3 separate regions of the Homo sapiens genome follow, and all the other regions are linked to region 1. A link is an interaction called in ENCODE POLR2A ChIA-PET data of the cell type or tissue named here. Cell type or tissue: GM12878. All regions are shown on one strand.

Region 1 (4,000 bases):
CCTGGCCTCAAGTTGACCTGCCCACCTCAGCCTCCTAAAGTGCTGGGATTACAGACGTGTGCCACGGCGCCTGGCTGGAGGCTGTCTCTTTCTAAGGGGGACTGCCCTCTCCAGTTTGCCACACCCCTGTGCAGACAACTTCGCTTGTTTCTGTTATCTGTTGCCTCCCAGTTGACATCTGAGGCTACGACCCCTGATCTATTTCTACCAACCCATTTCCTGTAAGAAAAGCAGGACCCTGAGAGATGCAGAGACCAAAATCTAAGGCAAATGGGTGAGTTTGACTTAGCTTCCCTATGATGCATCATACTTAGCTTCCCTATGATGCAATTTCTTCGTTAATAAATGAGGAATATTGATAGTGCTTGTATTAGGCTGCCATAACAAAGTGCCACAGACTGAGTGGTTTAAACAACAGACATTTACTTTCTCGCAGTTCTGGAGGCCAGAAATCCACGATCAAGGTGTTGGCAAGTTTGGCTTCTGGTGGGGGCTCTCTTCCGGGCTCGTAGATGGCCACCTTCTCACTATGTCCTCACATGGTGTGTGTGTGGAGAGACAGAGTGTGAGGGAGAGATAGAAAGAGAGGCACAGTTAGAGGAGAGAGAGAAAGTGCTTTGTGGTGTCTCTTCTTATAAGGACGCTAATCCTATTGGATCAGGGCTCCACCCTTATGACCTCACTTAACCGTAATTACAACCCTAGAGGGTCCACCTCCAAATATAGTTGCTCTGGGGGTTAATGCTTCAACGCATGAATGTGGGGTAGGGGAGGACACACAACAGCACCCCTTTCCTAGGGAGGCTGTGTGAAGATGGAGTGAGTCCGTGAGAAGCACGGGGAACAATGTCTGGCATGCAGTACGTTCTTGGTGAATCTCAGCAATAATACATACTGGTCATATCGAGGGGAAGGGTTTCCTCCTGAGCTTTTTGCAGCACCTTTTCTGTCAAAACATGTATTTGTCCTGGGCACTCACTCTGCTCCCCAAATAGCTGCCATCTTTCATGAGGCCTAGGAAAGTGTTATGATTAAGGAAGACCTGTTGGCACGTTTCCTTCTTTTTAGACAGATTCTCCCTCTGTCACCCAGACTGGAGTGCAGTGGCACCATCTCAGCTCACTGTAACCTATACCTCCTGGACTCATGTGATCCTCCCACCTCAGCCTCCCGAGTAGCTGGGATTACAGGTGCCTGCCACCACACCGGGCTAATTTTTGTATTTTTAGTAGAGACAGCGTTTCACCATGTTGGCCAAGCTGGTCTCGAACTCCTGACCTCAAGTAATCCGCCCGCCTTTGGCCTCCCAAAGTGCTGGGATTACAGGCGTGAGCCACTGTGCCCAGTCTGTTGGCACACTTCTAATGCTGAACCCATTCCTCAAATCGGATGCTCAGGGAGGATCAAGAAAGAAGGTTGGACCCCCTTCCTATAGAGCCGTGGGCTCCTGGTCTCAATCCAGTAGTACATCCAGGAGTGGATTCAGCCTCTGAATGTGCTGGCGTTGACAGTCTGAACGCACCAATGTCTTGTTTTCCCTCACGTATTATTTGGTTCTGTGACGTCTGATCTGTTTTTCCCTTTTATCTCTGAGTGAAACACCCCCAGAAGGCATGGGGTATGTGCCAGTGTCCTGAAGATTGGGGATGCATGAGGTAGTCTCTGTCTGTTCCCCAAATCCACTTTCTTCCCTGCTCTGTGCACGGGAGGCTGCCCTCAGGGGGCTGGGCTCCTGGGGCTCCTGACCTTGCTGGCTCCTCCAGGCCTCAGTGGGAGAGCTTTCCAGATGTTTCCAGTCCTGGATGCTTCACCATCCTTGGTGTTTCCCTTCATCCTGCCTATACCTCTGTTAACATTCCCTTCACAAGTTTATTTCACTTACACCCTTTTCAGAGTTCCACCTGCACCCTGCTTGCCTCCTGACTGATACAGGAGGAATCTGAGCTGTATATAGTTTTCTGGGGAATAGTGGAGAAGTCTGAATTCAGATAATGCTGTCCAGTGGCTGGACATGAAGGGGATGCACCCATTGTGCTCAGGCAAGAGTTTCCGACTCTAATTTTGCTGACTATTCATAATACAAATCCTCCGGCATTCACTAAATAGGTAGGGACTGCTACCTGCCTTGCCCAGGACATTCCAGGCTGAGCTGAGATGAGCAGGTATAGCTCCCTTCACAGCACGCAGGTTCCTGGACCTTTGGAAACTCCCCAGCCTGGCTCCTGTACAATCCCAATGCCATGCCCCCAGCTTAACTGCTTGAGGTCTTGCTCATCTGACTGGACAGGCCTGTAGCAGTGTGTTCTCATTTCCGTTGGAATAAAGATGCTATCTTACTAAGCTCATTTCATTTTTGTCTTTCTGAAGTGCCAGGGAGCCCAAAGGGGAACTTCCACACACCACCCCTGCTGTCCCAAGGCATCTGAGCAACAGCTCCCCTCTGTATAAATCTGTCCAGGAAACCCCCGCAGAGGCCAGGGCCGAGCAGCTGCAGGATGGCTGCTTTCCTAGGAAGGCCAGGCACAGAGCCTGCGGCTGCACTGTTAAAAAGGTGACAGCAGGTTTCTCCCTGAAGGCTGCCATTGTAAGAGAATGCAGTTCTTTTACAGCAGATGATCCTCTTCTCTGGACAAAGAGGAGCTGTCATCCAAGAAAGGCTTAAATTTCTGCTCCCTCTCGCCAAATGTCCTCAAAGCACCCTAGAACCCTAAACCTGCAGGAAGGACCATTATCCAGGCCCGAGGCTCTCCAGTGGATTATTCAGATGCTAATTTGGCTCTTTCCCCTGGCCGTGGTCATTTAGTTTCTTATTCTCTGCCATTTTCCCCCTCCTCTGTCATCCCCCCCTCCAAGAGATAGGTCAGAGATGTAGATGAATCTGAAATTCCAGCCACTTCCCTTGGAGGCAAAAGTTTGAAGTAACAGGGCAGTACAAAGTCTTTGATCATCAGGACATCTGGGAAGTGTCTGTTATTACCACTTAAATCTATGTTCTTCCTGCTATTAAAAAGGAAAAGAAAGAAAAGGAAAAAGGAAATAATTATATTGAAATGATCTAGGTCTAATTCCCAGTTCTGACACTTACTAGTTACATTACCATGCAAGTTACCTAACTTTTTAAACCTCAGTTTCTTCTTTTGTAAAACAGAAATAATAATATGTATCTCACGAGGTTATTATAGTGGATATTTATTATGTATTTTCAGTCCCCATACTTTAAAACTTTTCATTCAGAAGGCCGGGCACCGTGGTTCAAGAATGTAATCCCGGTACTTTGGGAGGCTGAGGCGGGCGGATCACGAGGTCAGGAGATCGAGACCATCCTGGCCAACATGGTGAAACCCCGTCTCTACTAAAAATACAAAAAATCAGCTGGGTGTGGTGGCGTGTGCCTGTAATCCCAGCTATTTGGGAGGCTGAGGCAGGATAATCGCCTGAACCAGGGAGTCAGAGGTTGCAGTGAGCCGAGATCGCACCACTACACTCTAGCCTGGTGACAGAGAGAGACTCTGTCTCAAAAAAAACACAAAAACAAAAAAACCTTTTCAGAAATAATTTAAAACTTACAGAAAAGAGGCAAGAATAAGAATAGTACAAAGAACACCCATATACCCTTTACCCAGTTGCAAATATCATGCCCCTTTTTCTCTATATATTTCAGTGTGTATTTCCTACGACTAAGAATATTCTCTTATATCACCAATGTCGTTAATAAATGGATAGTTATTAGTTAACATGGATACAATACTTTTAATCTAATCTAATATGTATATTTCAATTTTTGTCAATTGATCAAATAATATCATTTATATTTTTTCCTGCAGGTCAGGATCCAGTCTATGGTTATCTATTACATTCAGTTATCTCTCTTCAGTCTTCTTCAGTTTGAAACATTTCTACAGCTTTTGTCTTTTATTGCAGTGACAGTTTTAAAATATGCAGTTTTGGGCTGGACGCGGTGGCTCATACCTGTAATCCCAGCACTTTGGGAGGCCGAGGT
Region 2 (4,000 bases), 74 kb after region 1:
TCAACTTTAAAAAGGTAAATTTAGAGGTCTTAAGAAAAAAAATGAATAACTACATATTTATATATATGAATATTCATCCCTGAGATTTTTTCTTTTTAAAAACTTAGTTTTATGTCTTCAAAGGGAACATGATTACCCAGCAGACTGCCAAAATGTATTACAAACACTTACCTGTCTTTTCTACTTTTGGTACCTGCTGTACCTCATACACACAGTTCTGTGAGATACCTAGGTTTGGGGGCCAAATTGGAATAGATAAAATTCTTTGTCCCCGTGAAGACTGTTCCTGGCCAGATACCTAAACAAAATTTCAACAGGTATCTTAAGTGAAAAGATTTTAAATAGCTTATGAGTTGAAAAATTTATGTCTTAAATAAAAGGTAATCCAAAAGTGGTAAATTATTACCCTTTATTCATTGTATTAAGTGATTCTTTGGACTTATAAAATCTTCTTTTCTTTAAATACAATTCAGAAAGCACTTATCATTTACATAAAAATGACAATCTTTTTCCCATACATGCTTTTCTTTAATTTGGACATACAAATCATCTATCGCTTTGAACTAACACTATTCATCATTTTTTACTACCTGCAATATAGTTCCTATTGTATCAAATATAGGCATGCTCACAGGTACTGCGGGTTTGGTTTCAGGCCACCACAATAAAGTGAGTATCTCAATAAAGCAAGTCACATAATTTTTTCAGTTTCCCAGTGCATGTAAGTTGCGTTTATACTATACTGTAGTTTACTAAGTGTGCAATAGCATTATGCCTAAGAAAATACATACCTTAATTTAAAAATACTTCATTGTTAAAATATCCTAACAATCATCTCAGCCTTCAGTGAGTCATCATCTTTTTACAGGTGGAGGATCTTGCCTAGATATTAATGACTGCTGGCTGATCAGGGTGATGGTTGCTTAAAGTGGGGGTTGGCTGTGGCAATTTCTTAAAATAAGACAACAATGAAATTTGCTGCAGCCATTGATGCTTCCTTTCATAAAAGATTTTTCTGTAGCATCTGATGCTATTTGACAGCACTTTATCCACGGAACTTTTTTTCAAAATTGGAAACCCTTCCAATGTTTTATCAATTAAATTTATGTAACATTTAAAATCCTTTGTTGTAATTTCAGCAATGTTCACAGCATCTTCACCAGGAATAGAATGCATCTCAAGAAAATACTCTGCTCATCTATAAGAAGCAACTCCTCATCTATTTAAGTTTTATCATGAGATTGAAACAATTCAGTTAATTCTTCAGGCTCCACTTCTAGTTCTCTTGCTATTTCCACCACATCTACAGTTACTTCCTCCCCTGAAGTCTTGAACCCCTCAAAGTCATCCATGAGGGCTGGAATCAACTTCTACCAAACTCTTTTTAATGGTGATATTTTGACCTCCTCCCATGAATCACGAATGTTCTGAATAGCATTTAGGATGCTGAATCCTTTGCAGGTTTGCAATTTACTTTCCCCAGATCCATCAGAGAAATCACTTCTATGGCAGCTATAGCCTATGAAATGTATTTCTTAAATAAGGAGACCTGTAGGTACAAAATTACTCCTTGATTCCATAGGCTGCAGAATGGATGCCGTGTTAGCAGGGATGAAAAAACATTCATTTCCTTGTACATCTTCATCAGAGCTCTTGGGTGACCAGGTGCCTTGTGAACGAACAGTAATCTTTGGAAAGGAATCTGTTTTTCTGAATAGTGGTCTCAGCAGTGTGCTTAAAATATTCTATGCCATAAACAGATGCACTGTCATCCCCAAGCTTTGTTTTTCCACTGACATAGCACAGGTAGAGTGGATTTAGCATAATTTTTAAGTGCCCTAGGATTTTCAGAATGGTCAATGAATGCTGACTTTAACTTAAAGTAACAAGCTATATTAGCTCCTAACAAAAGAGTCAGCCTGTCCTTTGAAACCAGGCACTGACTTCTTCTTTCTAGTTATGAAGTCCTAGATGGCATCTTCTTGCAATATAAAGTGGTTTCATCCACATTAAAAATTGTTGGCCAGGTGCGGTGGCTCATGCCTGTAATCCCAACACTTTGAGGGGCTGAGGCAGGAGGATTGCTCAAGCCCAGGAGTTCGAGACCAGCCTGGGCAACATGGTGAAACGCCACCTCTACCAAAAAATATTAAAAAATTAGCCCGGCGTGGAGGCATGCACCTGTAATCCCACCTACTTGGGAAGCTGAAGCAGAATCGCTGGAACCCAGGAGGCAGAGGTAGCAGTGAACCGAGATCGTGTCACTGCAGTCCAGCCTGGGCAACAGCGCGAGATCCTGTCTCAAAAAAAAAAAAAAAAAAATCTATTATTTAGTGTAGCCACCTTCATCAATGATCTTAGCTAGATCTTCTGGATAACCTACTGCAGCTTCTACATCAGCAGCACTTGCTGCTTTACCTGTACTTTTATGTTATGGAGATGGCTTCATTCTTTAAACCTCATAAATTAACCTCTGTTAACTTCCAACTTCTCTTCTGCAGCTTCCTCATCTCTCAGCCTTCAAAAAATTGAAGAGACTTAATGCATTCCTCTGGATTAGGCTTTGACTCAAGGGAATCCTGTGGCTGGTTTGATCTTCTATCCAGACCACTCAAGCTTTCTCCATATTAGCAATAAGGCTGTTTTGCTTTCTTATTATGCCTTCATACACTGGAGTAGCACTTCTAACTTCCTTCAAGAACTTTTCCTTGCATTCACAACTTTGCTGTTTGGTGCAAGAGGCCTAGCTTTTGGCCTCTCTCAGCTTTCAAAATGCCTTCCTTGCTAAGCTTAATCATTTCTAGCTTTTGATTCAAAGTGAGACATGTGAGTCTTCCTTCTACTTGAACACTTAGAGAGCGCTGCAGGGCTATTACTTGGCCTAGTTTCAATATGGTTGTGCTTCAGGGAATATAGAGGCCCAAGTAGGGGGAGAGAGATGATTAGTGGAGCAGTCAGAACACATTTATCGATTAAGTTCTCATTTTATATGGGTACAGTTCATAACACCCCAAAACCATTACAATAGTAATATCGAAGATCACTAATCTTGGATCAACATAACAGATGTTAATAATAATGAAAATGCTTGAGTAATGCAAGAGTTACCAAAAGGTGACAGAGACAGGAATTGAGCACATGCTGTTGGAAAAATGGCAATGATAGAGCTGCTTAAGGTAGAGTTGCTATGAAACTTCAATTTTGTAAAATGCAGTATGTTTGAAGCTCGATAAAGCAAAGCACAATAAAATGAAGTATACCTGTACTAAGAGAGATTAACTCTTACAAAATTTTAAACTTATTGGCTGGGCATGGTGGCTCACGCCTGTAATCCCAGCACTTTGGGAGGCCGAGGTGAACCTGCAGGTCACCTAAGGTTGGGAGTTAGAGACCATCCTGGCTAACACTGTGAAACCCCATCTCTACTAAAAATACAAAAAATTAGCCGGGCTTGGTGGTGCAAGCCTGTAGTCCCAGCTACTCGGGAGGCTGAGGCAGAATTGCTTGAACCTGGGAGACAGAGGATGCAGTGAGCCGAGATCCCACCATTGCACTCCAGCCTGGCGAAAGAGCAAGACTCCATCTCAAAAAAAAAAATAAATAATTTTAAACTATTACTCAAAACTCCAGTGTTGGAGAGCTTATTTTGGTAAATATACTGAAGATGAAATGATCTAAAGTAAGGAGAGGAAAGCACAATAAAAATAATCACGAGATAAATTGTGCTAAGCTAAAGAAAATATTTATTATTCTACAACGGAAACTTGTATAATAAATGTTAAATTACTATTTTGCCCACAACCAGCATTCAAAATTCTATCCTGCCACCTTGTGTTACTTATCGGTGAAGTATCCATGTCTGTCAATACTTTTTTTTTTTTTGCTGCCTGTTAATTCCTCCAAGCAGTATGTTGCCACAGATAGATGAAAAAGATATAAATCAACCAAGTGAAAATAATTACTTACTAGAAGAAGCTGGGCACAGTGGCTCACGCCTGTA
Region 3 (4,000 bases), 58 kb before region 1:
CATGTTGGTCAGGCTGGATTCAAACTCCTGACCTCAGGTGATCCGCTTGTCTCGGCCTCCCAAAGTGCTGGGATTATAGGCGTGAACCACCATGCCTGGCCCGGCTGCATACTCTTAACAGAAATACATTTAACTTAGTCTGTAAGAATTTCAAACTCCTGAGGCAGTCTCTGATTTTTTTAAATAAATATTCCTCAAAAAAAGACAATATTTTTGTGTTGCACTTGATAATTACAGAATTATTTTACATATATTGTATCATGTAATCTTCATAACAGCTTGCTATTGTTATTTACATTTTATCGATGAGAAAGCTGTAAAGGTGAGAGACAGGAGTTTACTTCCTCAAAGTCATACAGTGAGCTGAGGCAGAGCCAGGATTCAAACATTTATTTGTCTTATAATAACCTAATATATGTAATATATGCCTGAATCACACAGGGACAAATAACGAAATTTTAAAAATGTTAAAATACGGTTTTAAAATGTAAAAGTAGCCCTAAACAGCAATAGATTTGCAACGTATTCATCACAGGAGGAAAAGTTTGAATGTGGTGCTCGAGAATATTTTGGCTACTTTATAAGACTAACACCAGAAGTGGAGAATAACTGCTTCAAATAATCAGTTGTTTTATTGGTGCAAATTTTTGGTTGGGAGAAGACAATAGAAAGCTATTATTTTTCTGTTTCAAAGGAGAAAGAAGAAGCCATATTTCATCCTTTGAAAGTAGCAGTTAGGTGTAAACAAGGCCATAGATCCATGGCTTTTTGTTTCTCTTTCTTCAAGTAGACTTAAGTTCGACTTTCCTACAACATGTAGCTGGTAAATACAGGCTTGATTTTTGCCAAAAGATAGTTTGACTTCCTGAAACTAACAGATAACTCTTGTATTCAAAAAATAAATGTAATGGATTTAAAGACTGGTAAGAAGTATTTTCTTTTCTTTTCATTTTTGAGACACAGTTTCACTCTGTCGCCCAGGCTGGAGTGCGGTGGTGCGACCTTGGCTCACAGCAACCTCCGCCTCCTGGGTTCAAGTGATTCTCCTGCCTCAGCCTCCTAGCTGGGATTAAGGTGCCCACCACCCCTGGCTAATTTTTGTGTTTTTAGTAGAGACAAGTTTTTGCCATGTTGGCCAGGCTGGTCTCCAACTCTTGACCTCAGGTGAGTTGCCCGCCTCAGGCCTCCCAAAGTGTTGGGATTAGAGGCGTGAGCCTCTGCGCCCAGCCAGAAGTCAGAAATATTTTCATTTTTGCATTTCAGTTCAGATTTGGGCCATTTAGATTTATTTTGCCATGGTAAATAAAAAAGTAAGAGACTTAAGATTCATTAAATACCCATGACTACCTTGTAAGCATAGTTTTTATTTTCTGAAACTTTGTTTTATAACTATGTGAGTTCTGCATTACCAATCTTAGTAAGAAGAGATATTTCCTATCTGATTAGGATACAAAGAGACTCAGGAAAAGACAACAGACATCCTAACAGTACAAGATCAGATAGAATGAAAGGAAGAGGAGGATTTGCAACTTAAACCTTTTATGTGTACCAGCCTTCCAATGTAAGGATATTAAAAAGTAAATATTTATGAGTTATATCTCCTCTTTAATTAGTTGTAAGATCTGTAAAAAGAAAAGTATATTTTAGTTTGATAAGTTTTAGTTATATCACAGTTAATGTGTTGGTCAGCAATGAACTGTAATTTAAAAAATTTTTAGCAGCAAACAGGAAAATTAGAGAATTGTAGTATTTCATGGAAATTTTAAGGGTCATTTCTTACTTTCCCAGTGATTGTTTCTCCCTGGCTGGTTTTCAAAAGCATTTGGGGAGTTTCGTGTTTAAAACAGTTTCTTTGGCTTCATCCTGGAGTTTCTGATTCATTGAGCCTTGGGTAGAATCTCAAAATCTGTATTATTTTTAATTTCCAAATGATTCCAGTTGCTAGGTCCATCAGATCTAACCCTCTTTCAAACACAAAGCAGGTCTTCCTTGTTGGAAGAAAGAAATAGCCAATTAAAAAAAAATCCTAATTTCTATTAAAAAAAATTTTTTTTCTTGCTGTCTGGCTGAGAATGGCAGAAAAATCCTAATTTCTAAAAAAAATTCCTAAACAATATTATTTACTGAATCCATTTACCTTCTTTTTTCTTTCTGTTTCTTTTTGTTTGTTTTGTTTTTTGAGATAGTCTCACTCCGTTGCCCCGGCTGGAGTGCAGTAGCACAATCTCAGCTCACTGCAACCTCCACCTCCTGGGTTTGAGCAATTCCTGCCTCAGCCTCCTAAGTAGCTGTAACTACAGGCATGTGCCACCATTAATGCCTGGCTAATTTTTGTAATTTTTTGTAGAGACGGGGTTTCACCATGTTGGCCAGGCTGGTCTCGAACTCCTGACCTCACATGATCCACCTGCCTCGGCCTCCCAAAGTGCTGGGATTACAGGTGTGAGCCACTGTGCCGGGCTTCTTTTTTCTTTTTGAATTTACCCTGTTTCATCAATCTTGAGGTATACCTTTTTCATGAAATCTCTGAAATCAAGATGCCTTTAATAATCAGTGGCATCTAACATTTGTGGTAATTGAGATATGGTTATGTGAAAACCTTCTATTGATACCTGGCAAGATCATTGACTGCAAGTATTAGAGTATCTTAGATTCAATGAAGTACAGTATTTTCCTTCTATTGTAATTAACAATTTTGAGAGAGTTTAAAGTTTTGAGTCAATACAAAGTCTAGATTTTAATTTCTGCTGTACCATATTTTAGCAGTTCAGCCCTTCTGTAAATAGTTTTTTGTGTTTTTTGTTTGTTTTTTACAGACAAGGTCTTGCTTTATCACCTAGGCTAGAGTGTAGTGATATGATCCCAGCTCACTGCAGCCTGTATTCCTGGGCTCAGTGAAGCGATCCTGAAGCGATCCTCTCGCTTCAGCCTCGCAAGTAGCTAGGATTACAGGTGCATGCTGCCATGCATAGCTAGTTTAAACAATTTTTTTCTAGAGACAGTCTTGTACAAGTGATGGACCCACTTTGACCTCCCAAAGTGCTGAGATTACAAAAGTGAGCACCATGCCTGACCTGTGAATTAGTCTTGACTTCTGGTTAGCCTAACCCTAAAGAAATCTCTCTCTAGTCATCTTTTATGGAAAGTTGGTCGATCTTTCCTGCACAGCAAAAAGGTGGTCTCTAGATGTTGTCTGCCTGGGGTGGCTGTGAAATTTCTAACTAGAAATGGATAGCGCTAAAACTTAGAGTGTCAGACACCATATACCACCACACTTTTATGTCTCTTAGCTCTACCCCTGTACTTTCCATATGAAGCTCAAGTGAGTTAGCAAGACCTAGCTCTGCTTCCATGAATCTACCTGGAGTTTTTCAATCCCAGAGGTGCAGTTGGATCAGATGATAAACTTTATATCACATTTCAGAAGAAAATGGTTACTAACTCAAGTCTTTTAAAAGTTCAATAGTATATTGGCTTCCTCATATCTGATTTTTTATTTCTTTTATTTTCCTTTTTTTTTGTTTTGAGACAGGGTCCTGCTCTGTTGCCCAGGCTGGAGTGCAATGGCGCAGTCACAGCTCACTGCAGCCTTGACCTCCCAGGCTCAAGGGTTCTTCCCCCTTCAACCTCCCAAAGAGCTGGGATTACAGGCATGAGCCACTGTGCCCAGCCTTCATGTTTATCTCTAATTACAAATTGAACTGAATTTAAAAGTAGAATTGTTGAATATTTAATGTAGTAAAAATTAGTCTTTCTTAGGTAAAAATAGAATAATCAGTAGGCAAGGTTGTGGCATATTATTGATGGTTTTGCAGTTCACTTATATGAATTGGCCATATCTCTGAGTTTTAGTCAGTTTCAGAGAACTGAGATGACAGTGTTAAACTATTCTTCACTTAGAAATCAGTGAAAATGAAAACCCTTACCATAAAAGACTTATATACCTCTTTAAACTTAAACTGTATTCTGTCTGCTCACTAAGAATGATACATATAATTAC

The links. Peaks named below come from ENCODE experiments on the same cell type or tissue, not always from the same donor. Only the 100,000 strongest peaks of a DNase experiment are listed, where the experiment ranks them.
Region 2: POLR2A ChIA-PET joins it to region 1 with 7 read pairs; 6 of 35 experiments call an interaction of 5 or more read pairs at or near these places.
Region 3: POLR2A ChIA-PET joins it to region 1 with 5 read pairs; 5 of 35 experiments call an interaction of 5 or more read pairs at or near these places.

What each region holds. Positions count from the first base shown.
Region 1 is chr1:212,926,451-212,930,450 of GRCh38, forward strand. No RefSeq gene overlaps it. Among named protein-coding and RNA genes, the nearest start is that of VASH2, 22 kb to the right of the region's middle. RefSeq lists enhancers at 1,858-2,800, 2,801-3,742 and a silencer at 2,518-2,577. In GM12878, no CTCF peak of the experiment used is centred here; a DNase peak (open chromatin) is centred at 2,341; H3K27ac peaks cover 1,304 bases.
Region 2 is chr1:213,000,615-213,004,614 of GRCh38, forward strand. ANGEL2 (angel homolog 2) reads right to left here. Exons shown (of 9, transcript NM_144567.5): 6 at 172-298. Among named protein-coding and RNA genes, the nearest start is that of ANGEL2, 13 kb to the right of the region's middle. In GM12878, no CTCF peak of the experiment used is centred here; no DNase peak of the experiment used is centred here; H3K27ac peaks cover 347 bases.
Region 3 is chr1:212,868,608-212,872,607 of GRCh38, forward strand. The region is part of intron 2 of FLVCR1 (FLVCR choline and heme transporter 1); the gene reads left to right. Among named protein-coding and RNA genes, the nearest start is that of FLVCR1, 12 kb to the left of the region's middle. In GM12878, no CTCF peak of the experiment used is centred here; no DNase peak of the experiment used is centred here; H3K27ac peaks cover 464 bases.